2 separate regions of the Homo sapiens genome follow, and region 1 is linked to region 2. The links are chromatin contacts, found by Hi-C or POLR2A ChIA-PET in ENCODE. All regions are on one chromosome and are shown on one strand. Each heading gives the region's core, a stretch centred on a gene start or an enhancer-like site at or near the end of the contact. The rest is flanking DNA. Distances are from core to core; before and after follow the strand shown. Region 1 has its middle 99 kb from the start of RDUR. Region 2 holds the start of RDUR (RIG-I dependent antiviral response regulator RNA).

Region 1 (5,678 bases), core at 2,374-4,873, 98 kb before region 2:
TGGGTGCTCCTATATTGGGTGCATACATATTTAGGATAGTTAGCTCTTCTTGTTGAATTGATCCCTTTTCCATTATGTAATGGCCTTCTTTGTCTCTTTTGATCTTTGTTGGTTTAAAGTCTGTTTTATCAGAGACTAGGATTGCAACACCTGCCTTTTTTTGTTTTCCATTTGCTTGGTAGATCTTCCTCCATCCCTTTATTTTGAGCCTACGTGGGTCTCTGCATGTGAGATGGGTTTCCTGGATACAGCGCACTGATGGGTCTTGACTTTTTAACCAATTTGCCAGTCTGTGTCTTTTAATTGGAGCATTTAGCCCATTTACATTTAAGGTTAATATTGTTATGTGTGAATTTGATCCTGTCATTATGATGTTAGCTGGTTATTTTGCTCATTAGTTGATGCAGTTTCTTCCTAGCCTTGATGGTCTTTACAATTTGGCATGTTTTTGCAGTGGCTTTTGCTGGTTGTTCCTTTCCATGTTTAGTGCTTCCTTCAGGAGCTCTTTTAGGGCAAGCCTGGTGGTGACAAAATCTCTCAGCATTTGCTTGTCTGTAAAGGATTTTATTTCTCCTTCACTTATGAAGCTTAGTTTGGCTGGATATGAAATTCTGGCTTCAAAATTCTTTCCTTTAAGAATGTTGAATATTGGCCCCCACTCTCTTCTGGCTTGTAGAGTTTCTGCTAAGAGATCAGCTGTTAGTCTGATGGGCTTCCCTTTGTGGGTAACCTGACCTTTCTCTCTGGCTGCACTTAACATTTTTTCCTTCATTTCAACCTTGGTGAATCTGACAATTATGTGTCTTGGAGTTGCTCTTCTCAAGGAGTATCTTTGTGGCATTCTCTGTATTTCCTAAATTTGAATGTTGGCCTGCCTTGCTAGATTGGGGAAGTTCTCCTGGATAATATCCTGCAGACTGTTTTCCAACTTTGTTCCATTCTCCCTGTCACTTTCACGTACACCAATCTGACGTAGATTTGCTCTTTTCACATAGTCCCATATTTCTTGGAGGCTTTGTTGATTTCTTTTTATTCTTTTTTCTCTAAACTTCTCTTCTTGCTTCATTTCATTCATTTCATCTTCCATCACTGATATCCTTTCTTCCAGTTGATCGAATCGGCTACTGAGGCTTGTGCATTCATCATGTATTTCTCGTGCCATGGTTTTCAGCTCCATCAGGACCTTTAAGGAATTATCTGCATTGGTTATTCTAGTTAGCCATTCGTCTAATTTTTTTTCAAGGTTTTTAACTTCTTTGCAATGAGTTCGAACTTCCTCCTTTAGCTCAGAGTAGTTTGATCATCTAAAGCCTTCTTCTCTCAACTCGTCAAAGTCACTCTCCATCCAGCTTTGTTCCATTGCTGGTGAGGAGCTGCGTTCCTTTGGAGGAGGAGAGGTGCTCTGATTTTTACAATTTTCAGTTTTTCTGCTCTGTTTTTTCCCCATCTTTGTGGTTTTATCTACCTTTGGTCTTTGATGATGGTGATGTACAGATGGGGTTTTGGTGTGGATGTCCTCTCTGTTGGTTAGTTTTCCTTCTAACAGTCAGAAACCTCAGTTGCAGGTCCATTGGAGTTTGCTAGAGGTCCACTCCAGACCCTGTTTGCCTGGGTATCAGCAGTGGAGGCTGCAGATCAGTGAATATTGGTGAACAGCAAATGTTGCTGGCTGATCGTTCCTCTGGAAGTTTTGTCTCAGAGAGGTACCCAGCCATGTGAGGTGTCAGTCTGCCCCTACTGGGGAGTGCCTCCCAGTTAGGCTACTCAGGAGTCAGGGACCCACTTGAGGAGGCAGTCTGTCCATTCTCAGATCTCAAGCTGCATGCTGGGAGAACCACTACTGTCTTCCAAGCTGTCAGACAGGGACATTTAAGTCTGCAGAGGTTTCTGCTGCCTTTTGTTTGGCTATGCCCTGCCCCCAGAGGTGGAGTCTGCAGAGGCAAGCAGGCCTCCTTGAGCTGCGGTGGGCTCCACCCAGTTCAAGCTTCCTGGCCACTTTGTTTACCTGCTCAAGCCTCAGCAATGGCGTGTTCCCCTCCCCCAGCCTCACTGCCGCCTTGTAGTTTGATCTCAGACTGCTGTGCTAGCAACAAGCGAGGCTTCGTGGCCATAGGACCCTCCAAGCTAGGTGCGGGATATAATCTCCTGGTGTGCCATTTGCTAAGACCATCGGAAAAGTGCAGTATATGGGTGGGAGTGACCTGATTTTCCAGGTGCCGTCTGTCACCCCTTTTCTTGGCTAGGAAAGGGAATTCCCTGACCCCTTGTGCTTCCCGGGTGAGGCAATGCCTCACACTGCTTCGGCTCACACTTGGTGCACTGCACCCACTGTCCTGCACCCACTGTCTGACAATCCCCAGTGAGATGAACCTGGTACCTCAGTTGGAAATGCAGAAATCATCTGTCTTCTGCATTGCTCGTGCTGGGAGCTGTAGACTGGAACTGTTCCTACTTGGCCATCTTGGAACCGCCCCCTCTTCCACTTATTATTCACTGGCCAGAACTAGGCATGTGGCCCCAACTGAAAGGCAAAAGAGGCTAGAAAATAAATGGAAACACATACAATGTTTGGTGAGCACTAGCTCTTTATGTCACAAGTGAATAGACTACATACTATAATAATTTTAATTTTTAAAAAATGGTTATCTCAGGATAACTTTATGGAATGTTGAAAATACAAGTTTACCTAACATCTGTTGTTCAGTTGTACATATAATCTACATTGTGTTTATACTGTGATTCCTCTGTGCCAGACTGAAAACATGAAGTAGACAATAGTAAAATAATTTCAACAAATGTCAACTGAACAAAATTTGAGATTACCTGGTAAATTGAGTATTAGTTTGGATATCCCTCTCCCGAAGATGTATTATAATGGCAATTGCTTTCTTTGCCAAGGAGTAATATTTATCTGTAAGGCTTTTTCCAATTAAGAAAATATTCAATGATGATAAAGTAGAAATATGATTTTTTTTCCTTCACTCTTCCAGATAGAAAGCAAATTCTGCCTGGTGTGGTGGCTCAAGACTATAATCTCAGCACTTTGAGAGGCCAAGGCAGACAGATCACTTGAAGTCAAGAGTTCAGGACCAATCTAGCCAACATGGTGAAACCCCCATCTCTATTAAAAATACAAAAATTAGCCAGGCATGGTGGCATGCACCTGTAGTCCCAGCTACTTGAGAGGCTGAGGTGGGAGAATCACTTGAACCTGGCAGGCAGAGGTTGCAGTGAGCTGAGATCACACCACTGCACTCCAGCCTAGGCAAAGAAGCAAGACTCCAAGAAAGAAAGAAAAGACAGGGAGGAAGGGAGGAAGGAAGGAAGGAAGGAAGGAAGGAAAGAAGGAAAGAAGGAAGGAAGGAAGGAAATTCTATCTTGGGCAGGAGTTGTAGATACATCATTATCCTGACAATCAGAACCATGATTTGGAAAGATTAATCTGATGGAAATATGCAAATAGGTTAAAAACTATTGTCAAAGAAAGCAGTTAAGCAGCTCATACCAAAGTTCAGCTGTGAAGTAAATGATGACTGTGTGCCGTTTCACACAAGAAGTACTTCATGAATAGGAACCTTCTTTCAGACTGAAACCAGAAACAATCTTAGTTGCTAAACTTCATTAGGAGAGAAGTTACCATGCATAAATGATATGTCTTATGACCACCGGATCTTCCAGATTCCCCTTCCAGTATGTTGGTGCCTTCAAGTGAGAGAGATAAAGTTCTCTCAGCTTCTTCTCTTGTGGCTGAGTTTGCCACAACCAGCAGCCCTGACACACACTATTGGTAAACAAAGCAGAAGTAATGTCACAAGGCATGGGCTTGCCGAGAAGGGTGCCCAAAATAGCAAACCTCATAGCTTAATTTAGAAGAATCTTTACAATGTCAAGCTTACAAAGGTTAAAAAAAAAAAAAAAAAAAGAAACAAAGAAAGAAAAAAGAAATGTGGGGCTAAGCATGGTGGTTCATGCCTGTAATCCCAACACTTTGGGAGGCTGAGGGCTGAGGTGAGGATATCTTGGGGCCAAGAGTTTAAGACCAGTCTGGGCACCATAGTGAGACACTCTCTCTAGAAAAAAAAAAAACTTAAAAATTAGCCCAGTGTGCTAGTTTGGGCCTGTAGTCCTAGCTACTCTGGAGGCCGATGAAGAAATCTCATGAGCCTAGGAGTTCAAGGCTGCAGTGAGCTATGGTCATACCACTGCACTCCAGTCTGGGCCACAGAGCAGGACCTTGTCCAAAAAAAAAGGGAATGTGGTAGCATTTTCAACAAGTATAAACTATGTGGTCTTGTCTATTCACAGATCATTTAAAGATGAAAGCTTTAATTGGGGGGAAAGCCATATCAGCCAATGGCACTGTGAATTTTTGGCAGAGGCATCATCAATTCTAATAACTTTTATCAAAACCAATGGTTTTAAGCATTCAAGCTTTTATTTACCCCTCTGTGGTCTGAAATAACCATTGGCGTTTGGAGCTGTTTTTGTTTATTTAATTTGGTTTTGTTTTAATTGGTCTTGAAGTCAACATACTCAGGATTTGCAATGTAGAAATGAGTTCTATGAAGGCAGCAGATTCTTGATTTCTTTCGGTCTATAAGTCTTCCCCATTAAAAGCCTATACTCTGGCCAATAAGAACTAGAAGTAGAAAATAAAGTTAAAAGCAAGCTCAACATAGTGAGGTTCTAACTCCATATGTTGCGTTTATGGAGGCTTGTTTCTCTAACTCTTTCCTGGTCCTCAGACACCATGGGAGAATAAAAGTAAGCCACTGGTACCTTCTTCTGCCGTAAACTTTTCTCCAACATAAACACATATTTATGTTGACATGAACATAAACACACAGTCACACACACTCATTGCTTTGGAAATGGTAATTCCCATTAGAAACATGCAAGTTTAAATTTAATGTTCTTTGTACTTAGTGGTAATTCACTTATACTTATTTTCTTTGAGAGAGTGAGACAGGAAAGAATCTCAAGAATCTTTAAAGAAATGCAGAGAAGGCTAGCTGTGCCAGGTAACTGACGAAAAGCAAATTAAGGTCTCCGTTTTCAAAAGAAGAATGAAGTTAGATTTCACAAACTCAAATAATGAAAATATTATCAAAGGCAGGCTGAGCACAATGTCTCATGCCTGTAATCCCACCACTTTGAGAGGCCATGGTGGGCAGATCAGTTGAGTCCAGGAGTTCAAGACCAGCCTGAACAACACAGTGAGACCTTGTGTCTAGAAAAAAAGAAAAAGAAATAAAATATTATCCACGACATTAATAAACAGATAGCTTGTGAACTTAAGAAGGGGAAATGATAGGTCACTAGAAGACATCGTGGATGCACTAAGAACACATTATATGAGGCTGAGTTCATTTCCATTTTTGAGAATTCAACTAAGTATAAGAGCAGAACTCCATAACTATTGTGTATTTAGAGTTTATAATACATTTCATCTTTCATAATCTCCATGAATACCAGTGAAGAAGTAGAGGCTAAATGCTAGTGGCGTTCAGTGGTTTAACGTAGAGTTGAATGACTAAACTCCCCAGGCTCAGAATCTGTGCCCACCTGAGTTAGTTGCCCAGTGGCTTGACACAGGGCTCATTCTTATCTCTTTGCTACTTAACCCATTTATCAAGAACTTCCATAGCTTCCATAGGGACCTAGATATCATGGATATC
Region 2 (5,492 bases), core at 773-3,272:
TTTTTTTAAACTTTTGCATGGACACACACCCAATTCCCACAGATCAGTTAAATTATCACTGCAGTTTATGAGACCAGATACTTTTTGTTACAAATACATACTTATGCTTAATTCTCTAAACACAGTGAATTCTTCCATAACACAAAATAAGCCCAAATTCTGAGGTTTTTTTAATGTTGTAAAGTTATACTGCATTTAACTTTTTTATGTGAATAGTTTCAAATTACATTTTCAACTGGGAGCATGGATCAGTGGTTAAAAACAGGAAGTTTGATGAGCAAACTTGAAACCAGTGAAAATACAGAAGATAATGAGGGAAATTCAGAAAAATCTGAAATCGGCGACAGATGTGACAGTTATGGAGCAGTTCCTAAGTTTTCCCACATGAACCTGGTAGTGGAAAGCAAGATTGCAATATCCTGCCAAACATGCCAAACAAGCAGTAAATCAGCAGAAGGCAATCATAGGCTGTTCTCACATGCTGATTGAAAGTGATTTTCTTAGTATTTTGGATATTTAATAAAAGTTTTGTGACTCTCGTTAATCCTGGAATAATAATTGTATGAGACCACGATGCTAGCAGAATTATTTAAAAACCAATCATGCAAATTTTAACAAAGAGCACCAGAATTCAATGAAAAGCCCAGTTTAAGAGGCCAAAAAGAAATTTCTTGAAGTTTTCCTCAAAGATAATTTCTGAATCTTCTTAGAAAGAGAAGCCTATATACTTGTAGAAACTAAAGTGAAATAGAGAAAGGAAAGCTTTAAAGGCATCATTTCAAATAATTCATTTTTAGAGTTCAAAAAGCATCAACAACTGTTTAGGAGAATAAAGTTAACCAGATTTTTTTTATCTTGCATTTAAATTAAAACATCAATATTAATTTAACCTTTTTCTTGGTCTTTGCTTGCTAAACTTATAATGGTGTATTTGATGATAAAATGATGAGTAAACAAATTTTCCCTGAGTTATGGGTATATATTCAATCTCAGACACACAAAGCTGTTGGAGGGATGACGATCACAGCCCAAGCCCTCACAAAACCTGAATGCCAAGCAACTTAAGCAGAATTCACCAAAACCACACCATCTCAGAGATTGCCTTCTGATTTTCAAAGTGTGTCTAATGGAGCAGTAAATGCTCTATGTTATGCTTAAAAATGTGTTTTGAATACTATTCTTTTTAGACAAGTTTATAATGAAATGAAACTTTGTCAACCATATAGATGTGTGCTGTCTTAACCAGAAGAAACGACTGGTCAGGGTTAAACTGCTATTTTTCATCTTAAAGAACTTTTTTAATCGGACTTAATTTGGCTACTCAAAGGCCTTCTTGGATGATATCCAAGTTCTTACTTATGATTTAAGTTTGTGAAATAAGTGGCTTATGTAAGGGTAAGATATGACTACAAACCGTCCAAGATTTGTGTTAGTTCGACTTAACAATGGTGTGAAAGCAACATGCGTTCAGTAGAAACCATACTTCAATGATTGCATACCTATGCAATCATTCTGTTTTTCACTTTCAGTGCAGTAGTCAATAAAGTACATGTAATATTCAATACTTTATTATAAAATAGGCTTTGTGTTAGATTATTTTGCCCAACTGTAGGCTAATGTAAGTGTTCAGAGCATGAGTAAGGTAGGCCAGGCTAATCGATAATGTTCAGTCAGTTAGGTGTATTAAATGCATTTTGAACTCATGGTATTTCAAGTTTGCTATGGGTTTATCGGGACTTAACTCCTTCATAAGTTGAGGCACATCTGTATTATTAAATCCTAGTCAAGCCAAGCCAACACCATCAGTCCCAGCAACACTGAGTGACCTGCCCCAGGCATTTTCTGAGGTGCTTACCTTACTCTTATATCCCACCTTGAAAGAATCAGACTCTGAGAAGTCTTGTCACAAACCTGTGGTCCATCAATTAACAAGCTTTTATTGAGCACCATTCTGTACTCAGCACTTACATTCACGAAACCTTAAACTCCTCTGTGTACTTAGTCTGTTTTATCTCTGCTTCTGTCAGAATGAGTGCCGTTACATGAGGGATCCCAGGATCCCACCAGCTTGCCTGACATATCGGGTTTCAGGGCGCCGCTGTGATGACTTACAGCCCAGTCTTTTCAGTACATTGTCATTTCCTCTCTTTACCACATCTCATTCTTTCCAGGGCATTTCCTCTATTTTCAAATACAGGGCAGTTTGCCAACATATCTTCTGTTTTGGAATAGTAATCATTACACTATGCCGAGAATTTAAAAAGCATTAGAATGGAGACTGCTTTTAAATCCCCCTCACTCTGTCAGCATAATCCTAGGTATTGCTGCTTCTCTTGGGACACGTACTTATTTCTATTTCTTACTTTTCTGACCGAATTCCAATAATTACCTCATAACCCAAGGAAGCTGCCCTTTTTTCTTATTATTCCTCTTATCTTTTCTCTTTCTCTTCTCATAAACAGTGGTTCTGTTGTCTATAAGACTTTCACTTTCAAGCATAGGTCTGTATATCAAAGTTAAACTATTTTAATTGAACCAAAAGGTTTTCAGGGCCTGCAAGACTAGCTACTTAAAAATATAGATATATTAATTAGACACAGGCTCAAAACCTTATTGTATCATGAAGGGAGGAATGGGTAAGTGTGAACAAGTAAATAAATAACCACTAAAATGAGAACTAAGGTGAACATGAGAGGTGCAAAGTCTTTTGGGGGCCAAAGCAGAGAGAAATCCCATATGTTTAAAGAATCAGGGAAAGCATCATGGTAGAAATAGATTTCAAAGATTGAGACTGCATCGTTGTCAATCCTAGACCCAGGAGGAAAGTTAATAGAATAGAAAAGTAAGGACATGTTGAAGGAACAGTGAATGGTACCACTTGGCCAAAATAGACCTCACATGTAAGAAAGTCATGGCACATATGTCTCTAAGATAACTTGGTCCACATGTTTTCCTACTTCATTTTCTTGGAAATGATGAATAAGTGAAGTCTTCTGAGCAGAAGGGTGTCCTAATCAGAGCACACATGAGGAAGAAAAACCAACCAGCAGTGAATGCGGTGAATCCAAATGTCTGAAGCAGGAGCAAGAGCCATGTCGGGAGCCGCAACAATTGTCCAGACAAGAAGCAACACAGTCCTGAACTGAGCAGGCCACAACGGAAGGAAGAAAGGAGAAAAAAAACGTGGAATGAGCATCTGCATTTCAGGAACTGCATGAGGTCCTTGATGCATATTATTCCATTTAATGGAAAAGAAAAGTGAGTATGAGAGGCATAACCACGATTAGGGAAAAGAATGAGATCAGTATTTATTTAGGACTCCACATAAAATGTGCAGCTCTCATCCAATCCTCTCAATTGGCTAGGTAGGGAATGTTATATTCCCTGCTTTATACATAAGGATATCAAGACTCTGGTGAGCTTAACTAACTGGCTCAAGACCAAAAGGGTAGTAAGTAGCAAAACCATGATCTGAACTCAGACTTATCTGACAGCAAAATAGATGCTCTTCCCACCCTGTGTACCACAAAGCCTATAGAATCTTCCTTACTCCATAATTTAGTAGGCACAGGGTGTGAGAAGTAAGGACGAATAAAAAATTACTTGTGAGTTGTGAAAGATGATTCATTAATAGTGGTGTCATTTATAAAAACAAAATAGAGACAATCAGTTGGAGTTTGGAGTTTGATGAACATAAGTTAATGGGCTTCATTTTAGATACACTGAGTTTAAAATCCTGGCTGGTTACCTAAGTAAGAAAGTCTTAACAGCAATTGGAAATTGCTAGATTTTAGAATCATCAGGAGAAAGATTTTGAGATGAAGGGAAAAAAGATTGAAGAAATTCATGTGTAAAGCAATGTGAGTAGATAAGAAGTCACATGAGGCAAAGAATGTGGAGAAGATTTTATTTTATTTATGGAGCAGTAGAAAGAAAAAGCAGCTAGTGAAGGAGGTGGAAGAGAAGTTTCCAGAAAGATAAAAGAACCAGCAGGCTATGGTATCACAGAGGCTATAGAAGGAGAACATTCAACAAACTGAAATTTCTGCAGAGACAACAGGGAGAATGAGGACTGAGACAAGTCCATTAGATTTGTTGGATATGAAACTAAACTCTCAGTGATTTTCCAGAAGGTGGTTTCATAGAGGGGTAAAGGTAGAAACCATATTACAAGGGGTTAAGAAGTGAATGTATAAGCAGGAAGTGAAAGCAGAATTTGTATTCTTTTAGAAGAAGTGTGGTAATAAACGGAAGAAAGATAAGGCAGTAACCTGCTACAGCAGCAGGGTCAGAGGGGGGTTATTTTAGGATACAGAGGGCTGGCCATATTTGTGGCAGAGGAGGAGAGATTGGAGATTGAAGATGGAAGAAAGATAGGGCTTAAAGGATGGAGCAAAACTGAGAGGAGGTGAGCAGTAATAGAATTAAGAGCAGTGTTCTTGGCAAGGAAAAAAGCAAGTTACCTTGTGCTGAGGTAGAAAAAAGGAAAAGAGGGTAACCCTTCAAGAGATATTGAGAGAATTCACGTGGACTGTCCTCATTCTCAGTAAAACATAAAATGAATAGCCAATATCAGGAAGAGAAAAAGATTTTCTCCAAAAGACTGGAGCTCATATTCTAAAGGGAAGAAAAATGTTTATGTTGGTCACAAATAGAAATTCAGTTTTGCAACATTATCAAACTTCAACAATTTCTCAGGGCTACTCTCTATAGCATGTATTTCCTTTCCCAGAATCAAAGCTGTTGTTCTCTAAAAGTACACGTATTTCCCTTGGACTGCATGGTTATAATTTGGACAAGGAAGATAGCCCTTTTGGTTGTCAGAAATAAAGCAACTCTCTGGACTCTTAACTGTGTTCTTTTGAGAAGAAAGTTCAAGATGTTCACTTAGTAATGTTTGCCAAAGCAAGCACTGTTCTCAATGTTTTTTATCAAAGCCTATCGATTATATGATTTTAATTTGTCTACAAGTAACCAATACCATCTTTTAGCAAAACATTCTATTTCATGTGGATTAGAAACAGAAATTTTAAAATAGCCTCAGTTACTGGAGCTGTTTTCCTAGTCCTTTCCATTGTCACCTTTAATCACTAAGATTATAATTATTATATAATTATCATTATCATTCATTGATCTGATACTCCTTGTGGGATATACAGTGTACATGAATATTATTTAATCTCATAACCTTATAGTGTAAATATAATTATTGTCATTCCCACTTTGCAAATAAATAAATAAGATTAGGTCACATAACTTCTCCAGGATCTCAGAGCTAGTAATGGTAGAACCAGTACCAGTCCTAGTCTGATTTAAAAGCCTGTGCCTCTAAAGACTAAGCTGTACCACCTCACAATTCAGTTGGATATTTTGTTACATACAGTTTTTTCTTGTTCTCTAATTTCTTTGGTTACTTAAGAAGTCTCCTTTCTGTCCCCCTCCTCACCATGACAGTATAAATTCTTTGAAATCAGATACAAAGTCTAGTATCC

The links. A loop is a pair of places that touch in the nucleus more often than their neighbours do. ChIA-PET counts read pairs that join two places held with the same protein, here RNA polymerase II (POLR2A). Pooled maps may share reads with other maps.
Region 1: a loop to region 2 is called in a map of B cell, with 2.7 times the contacts of the local background. The contact joins the enhancer-like site here to the promoter of RDUR in region 2. A Hi-C loop is called at or near these places in 3 of 168 maps with a recorded cell type or tissue (B cell, GM12878 and PC-3), 32 of 37 single-sample maps with no recorded cell type and 13 of 50 pooled maps. POLR2A ChIA-PET finds 5 or more read pairs at or near these places in 6 of 52 experiments (B cell, GM12878, RWPE1 and 3 more).

What each region holds. Positions count from the first base shown.
Region 1 is chr3:102,036,721-102,042,398 of GRCh38, reverse strand. No RefSeq gene overlaps it. Among named protein-coding and RNA genes, the nearest start is that of RDUR, 99 kb to the right of the region's middle. Within about 2 kb of position 3,623, at least 4 of the 41 ENCODE cell types and tissues checked have a DNase peak (open chromatin) inside an H3K27ac peak, as active enhancers do; they include B cell and GM12878, where a contact is called at or near this core.
Region 2 is chr3:101,937,389-101,942,880 of GRCh38, reverse strand. It overlaps RDUR (RIG-I dependent antiviral response regulator RNA), which reads right to left and starts at 2,022. Exons shown (of 4, transcript NR_026934.1): 1 at 1,856-2,022.